Regions from separate parts of the Homo sapiens genome. Here region 1 is linked to region 2. Evidence: chromatin contacts called from ENCODE Hi-C or POLR2A ChIA-PET data. All regions are on one chromosome and are shown on one strand. Each heading gives the region's core, a stretch centred on a gene start or an enhancer-like site at or near the end of the contact. The rest is flanking DNA. Distances are from core to core; before and after follow the strand shown.

Evidence for each region. Hi-C counts contacts between places; a loop is a spot of excess contacts on that map. ChIA-PET counts read pairs that join two places held with the same protein, here RNA polymerase II (POLR2A). Pooled maps may share reads with other maps.
Region 1: a pooled map shows a loop between it and region 2 (4-fold over the local background). The contact joins the enhancer-like site here to the promoter of PIAS2 in region 2. A Hi-C loop is called at or near these places in 2 of 168 maps with a recorded cell type or tissue (B cell and breast epithelium) and 5 of 50 pooled maps. POLR2A ChIA-PET finds 5 or more read pairs at or near these places in 1 of 52 experiments (GM12878).

What each region holds. Positions count from the first base shown.
Region 1 is chr18:46,154,280-46,157,398 of GRCh38, reverse strand. No RefSeq gene overlaps it. Among named protein-coding and RNA genes, the nearest start is that of ARK2N, 18 kb to the left of the region's middle. RefSeq lists a silencer at 1,308-1,514. Within about 2 kb of position 1,483, at least 6 of the 41 ENCODE cell types and tissues checked have a DNase peak (open chromatin) inside an H3K27ac peak, as active enhancers do.
Region 2 is chr18:46,915,723-46,918,960 of GRCh38, reverse strand. PIAS2 (protein inhibitor of activated STAT 2) reads left to right here and starts at 1,454. Exons shown (of 14, transcript NM_004671.5): 1 at 1,454-1,639. The coding sequence starts at 1,616. KATNAL2 (katanin catalytic subunit A1 like 2) reads right to left here and starts at 1,359. Exons shown (of 18, transcript NM_001387690.1): 1 at 1,035-1,359. RefSeq lists silencers at 1,195-1,934, 2,005-2,084 and an enhancer at 1,305-2,058.

The sequences.
Region 1 (3,119 bases), core at 234-2,733, 760 kb after region 2:
GACGAACAATTTTGAAGCTCGTTCTTTGGTTCTCTTTAGGGGCAAACAGGTGGACCACGCCCAGGCGGCCTCCCTGGAGATGAGCTTGATAAGGCAGCACACATTGGAATGGCTCTCCCTCCTTCCTTGGGTCACTCTCTCCAGTTCCTCACTCCTGTTCTGGGGTAATTCCCAAAATTAATGACCTGTGTGCAAGCTCTTGTCTGAGACTCTGCTTCTGTGGGAAACCCCAGCTGAGAGCTCTCCTTTCTCCCCAGGCCCCACTCTGTTTTTCCTTCTCTGTGCTGCTGTTTTTCTCCTCAAGTTCTGTTCTCCTCAGTCAGCCTTGGAGACACTGTGTTCCCAGGCAGGCTGCACATGACGAGGTGGGAGAGTACACCTCCACTTGGCTCACTGGAAACCAAGGGAACCAAGGTCAAGGAGGGCAGCAAGCACAAGAGAGGGACTACAGAGGGGAGGGGATGCTTCCAGCCCTGAGAAGTCTTCTTTGGAATAGAAGTGACTGGTCTAGCCTGAGAGAGAGTACGGCCTGATGTTCTTCCTGGATACCCTGCGCTCCTTGGATGTAGGCCTGGTGCTGGTTGGTGGCATGATCTGCAGGTCTCGGAGGATCCTTCCTGTCCTGCTCAGCTCACCTGGGCTTTCTCTGTGTGGGGCTTCTTCTCCAGCCTCCAAGTATACAACTTGACCTTGAGCAGCCCTCTGTTCTCCATCCTCACTGAAGACACAGCAGAAGGACTTTATTTACATTTAGTCTGTGGCAGGAAGGACCCATCCACTGAAGGGGTTCCCCCTCTGTGTCAGGCTTTGCTCAGGCTGTTGTAAGAACCTGTCACCATCTAGTCTCAGGAATGGTAAAACACTCCCCAGGCCAGGTGTGGTGGCTCATGCCTGTAATCCTAGCACTTTGGGAGGCCAAGGCCAGCCAGTTTACTTGAGGTCAGGAGTCCAAGACCAGCCTAGCCAATATGGTGAAATGCTTTTTCTACTAAAAATAAAAAAAAACAAAATTAGCAGGAAATCGCTTGAACCCAGGAAGCAGAGTTGCAGTGAGCCAAGATCGCACAACTGCACTGCAGCCTGGGCAACAGAGCAAGACTCTGTCTCAGAACAAAACAAAACAAAACACACTCCCCAAACGGTCACATTCCAAGCAACAGGTAAGGGAACAATAGAGTAAATTCTGGACTGATTCAAGCCTTGACAAAATTTCTAGGGTGGAAGAGTGAGAAGGAGAGCAACATTTCATGAAAAAACAAGGTCAGAATTTATTTGCAGTGAATAATACTCTAGCCCTCCAACTCAAGTATGCAAGAAACATCACTTTCTTCATTTCCTAGAAATCAATTTGATTTCTACTTTAAGGCCCCCACCTGGCAGGAGAATTCATACCAGTCATTGCTGAGGTTTCATTTGCCTTCCCCACCCAGGAAACCCCAGACACAATAGTTCTAAGAAGACATAGATGTGGCCAGAGGAACTTCCAGGTACAGCACTCAACCTAGTCTGCTCTATTGGGTAAGACGGGCATGAGGTCGCCTCCCATTAGGACTAGTGATAGCATAATAGAATAGAGTCCTAGAAACTGAGACAAGGAAGCTGCAAACTCAGCCTGAGCTCCTTGAGAAGGATTGACTCACTGAGGGGGAGAACTCTGAGCCATGACTCTAAGAATGACAAGAATTTTGCCTCATAGAGAAGAGGAAAAGCATTCTGGAAAGATGTCACAGTGGAATGAAAGGACTAGGTCATTTTGGGAATGAGTGCCCAGAGGCTGATACTCATTTGGATGTGGAGAAGGCAAGGGTAAGGGAGGAATTTAGAAAAAAGAAAAAAATCTCCTTTGAGACAAGCCTGGCCAACATGGTGAAACCCTGTCTCCACTAAAAATACAAAAATTAGCCGGGTGTGGTGGCACACTCCTGTAATCCCAGCACTTTGGGAGGCCAAGGCAGGTGGATCACTTGAGGTCAGGAGTTCGAGACCAACCTGGCCAACATTGCAAAACCCCATCCGTACTAAAAATACTAAAAATTAGCTGGGCATGGTGGCGGGCACCTGTAATCCCAGATACTCGGGAGGCTGAAGTGGGAGAATCGCTTGAATCTGGGAGGTGGAGGCTGCAGTGAGCCCAGATCATATAGCTGCACTCCAGTGTGGATGACGGAGTGAGACCCTGTCTCGAAAAAAGAAAAAAAGAACAAAATCCCAAGGAAGACTTATAACGTGGACTGTGATTTTTTTTTTTTCTCTTGCTAGGGTTGGGGCCTGTGTAATAAATAACCCTTTCTCTTTCTCTCCTCAAGTTTGGAAGCAACTAAAAAATAAGATGCAGGAAACAGGCGAACACTTAAATGTCAACTTTATGGCAGATCAAAGCTGGATTGGGGGACACGGTGCAAATGAGCAGCCTCCATGAACTTCCTATCCCATTCCTGTCACAGCAAATGTAGACAGACTATTCAACCAGTCACAGGAGCGCTGCCCTGTCTGAGCAGCCCAGAATCTACTCTCAGGCAAGTCCTAAAGAGAATACCTGGTGAGGCTTCCCACCTCAACTTCTCCCTTGAAATCTTCACACCAGAAGGTGATCTGGTTTCATGCTCTACCTCCCACCATGGTCTTGAAATATAAAGGAGGGCAGCTGACATGAGATCCATGGGGATTAATATTTCCTGGTGACATTTCAGGTAAAATATTGGGTGGAGAAAATATTACCGGATGGGAACCATTCTTCTTGCCGGGAGAGTCAGGCCAGAGAGACTCCAGGAATGTGGCTCCAATAGAGACCCCTCCACAGGGAAGCAAGAAGTAGGGGATGGAGTTTCCATTTCACAACCCATATCCACCCTGTGGGCACTCGCATTGTTATTGCTTTCTGAAATAAAGAACTACCTCACATCTGCGTAGAAATCAAACTTTTCAGAGTACTTTCACATCCATAAAACAAGAACATAGATACAAAGTAGAAGAGTTTTCTAAAATCATCTAAGCCTATTTCTCCTTTTACAGATGATAAAATTCAGGCTAAGAGCATTAAGAGACCAGGCAAGGTGGATCACCTGAGGTCAGGAACTCGAGACCAGCCTGGCCAACATGGTGATGGATGCCGGTAGTCC
Region 2 (3,238 bases), core at 205-2,704:
CAAATACCTACATAATTACCATGGAGACATCTCAGGAAGAAAAAGTTCAGGGTCCTAGGAGAGGTCATAACAGGGGAATTTGAATTAAAATGTGGGATGTGGGTGAGGGATGGTCTTCCTGAGGAAGTGACACTTAAAGTGAAACCTGAAGGATGAACAGGAGTTAGGAACAAAGAAGAGAGTGGGAAATTATTCTTGGTTCAAGGATCAACATTTAGAAGCCTTAAAACTTGAGGGGAGGCCGGGTGCAGTGGCTCACGCCTGTAATCTCAGTACTTTGGGAGGCCGAGGCGGGCGGATCACCTGAGGTCCGGAGTTGGAGACCAGCCTGACCAACTTGGAGAAACCTCGTTTCTACCAAAAATACAATCGCAGCTACTCGGGAGGCGGAGGTAGGAGAATCGCTTGAACCCGGGAGGCAGACATTGCGGTGAGCCGAGATCGTGCCATTGCACTCCAGCCTGGGCAACAAGAGCAAAACTCCGTCTCAAAAAAACAAAACTTGCGGGGTGCGGGGGCAGGGGAGTGGAAGGAAGACCTGGAAGTGCAGTGCGGATGAAACGAGGGGTAGTGGGAAGAGGCGGTAGGTAGGAGGCTGATTAAACAGGGCCTTAAAAGTTACATTGTTTTAAAGACCTCTCGTGTGTGGGTTCCACCCAATTCTTCAAGGAAATTGAACCCTGGACACCGTCCAGCGATTTTTCTGGCCATCTTGACTCAGCATCTTCCTTCATCCTATATCAGCACATTACGGGGGGGCCATCAAGCTTCCTTCTATCTACTTACTCTGCCTTGGCGTTTGACTCCTTCCTAGCTATCAGATTTCCCCGACTTTTTAGCATGGCCCTTCTGAGCGCTCTTATTTCACTTCTCCCCGCCCCCAACCCCACCGCCTAACTCTCCCAACTCTGCAGTCCGTGACCTTCAGGTGCCCTTCAAGGTCAGAAAAACTCGGCAAGGTTGGTACTTGCAGGACATTAGCAATTCAAAGAGGTGTCACACAACCTCACCATTAGATGGGAACAATAGCTTACCCAACACCCATATTTAGATTATTCCGCCACAACTACTCTGGGGGATGGTTTTATTTGCGGCGGCTTTCTCCGTCCATAGGCACCGCGTGAAGGGCACCGTAAGAATCTTCCCGAATGCTCCTGTCACGCGTCCCGGCCGCCTCTTCTTCCTCCCCGCCACTTCCCGAGGCCAGGCCCGCGGATAACGCCTCAGTTGCGACCCAGCTCTAGGCAGTCCGCAGGGGCCTCCGCCGGGGAGGGAAGGCACGACCTGGGGCCGAGCGGGGCCAAGCCGCGGGGCAGCACGCCGGGGCAGGCGCGGGCGGGCGCTGTCGCCGCGCGGACTGAAGGCGCGGGCGGAAGGCGGTCGCGCGGGTGGGCAGGGGGCACCGCTAGGGGCGGGGCTTCGGCGCGTCGGAGGCGGAGCTCCCGCGCCGTTCACGTGACGGGCCCGGCTGTAGCGGCGGCGGCCGCGGCGTCTTAAGCGGCGCCCAGTGCAGGATGGTGCTGGAGGCGGCGGCGGCCGTGGTGGCGGCAGCGTCGTTGGCGGCAGCGGGAGTGGGTGCGGCGGCAGCGGCGGCGGCGCCCGCGGGTGGTATAAAATGGCGGATTTCGAAGAGTTGAGGGTAAGCGGGAGTGGAGAGCGGAGGCCGCGGGGGAGGGGATGGGAGAGGAGGTGGGGAAACCGCAACGTCGCCGGCCGCCGCCTGCTCGTGCCTCTGGGGCCGGTTGGCGGAGCCCTGAGCCCCGGCCCGCGGACGAACGGGCGCCGAGGGCGCGGGGGAGGGGAGCGGGCCGGCGGAGGGCACGCGGGCGGCGCGGGGGCGGCGGGCCTGGGCCGCGGCGAGCCGGCTCCTGAGTGCTGCCAGTGGTCCGCACACCTGGCGCGGGGGGTCGGGGCGCCCTCCAGGAGGGGCACATGGGGACCCGACATCCCGGTTCGCAGTGAGGGCCGATGTGGGAAGCAACGTTTGATCTTGCACCTTCACCGGGGTGTACGTGTCTGTGGCTATTCACAAGTCTGCATGCTACTCACTTGGTGGAGGACTGTTTTCTGAAAGCTGAAGTTGCGTTTAGGAATCTCTCCTCTTCTTATGGCTGATGCTACCGTTTAGTCAGGTCTGTCACGAGAAAAGGCCCCTTCTCCCACCCTTGCCTCCTAACATCTTCGAGGAACCTAATGTTTGGGGATCCCTGCCTTCAATAATCGGCCTTAAACCTCGATATTTTCTTAGTGTTTTAGTAAGAAATCTGCAAAGTCTATGTTGTGAGGTTTGTGCACCCCTTTTACTCTTGAGGAAAAATATTTTTTTCTTCTCAGTCTTAAAACAAGATCATAACTTTATTGTTGATACCCTTGTATAGCAGAGGTCTGGAATAGGGCTGTGATGGGGGTAGAACAGAAGAGACTTTTTCCCCCCAGACTGATAACCTTTAAAGTCCTAACTAAGTGTGACGAATGAGATGGATTTGTGTGTATCGCTGAATTACTGGCGACATAAATGAGATGTTTACGGACAGAAACCCTGATTTTTTTTTTTTTTAAATGTATCAAGGTAGAGATGAGTGTAAACTTGAAATTACATTTACTGCAACTCGTTTGTGTAACACTTATGATATTAGGATTTCTTTTTCAAATAAGGAAGAGGAATCCGGTAAAAGGTTCAGTTTTGTATATTTATTGTTTTCCGCAAGAGATGGGATGGGGGAAGGATGTTGGCTGGTTACCTGCTTAGTGGACGTGAGCAAAAGAACGTATCCTCTGCTCTAAACGGAGATTGTTGGAGTTTGCACAGTGCCTGCCATATTCCCTCCTGCTGTTTCAAAAATAATTATTAAGTTCCCAGTAAACACATATTAATACATGTTATGCCCCATACTAGTTTATGCAGAGAACCATAAGTGTAGGTAAAGGGTGTTCATACTTGATAAGTTTAAGGGTTTTAGTGGCTCAGAGCCCCAGCTGTAGAGCTTTTAACACCTGTGGAGCTTTTCAAACAACGAACCCTGAACCTCACCTCTGTAAATTCATGCGTTAGATTTAGGATGGGTTGAGAAGACTGAACTCTGAAGTTATATTTATTTTTACCTGCCATTTTTAATTTTTGTGTAGTAACAGATGTATACAAGTTTTCTAAGTTCTTTTTTTTTTTTTTGTTAATGAAAACTTTCCAGGATTTTTATTAGACTCTTGTGAATGTTGTTGGCCAAAGCTTAATGTAAAG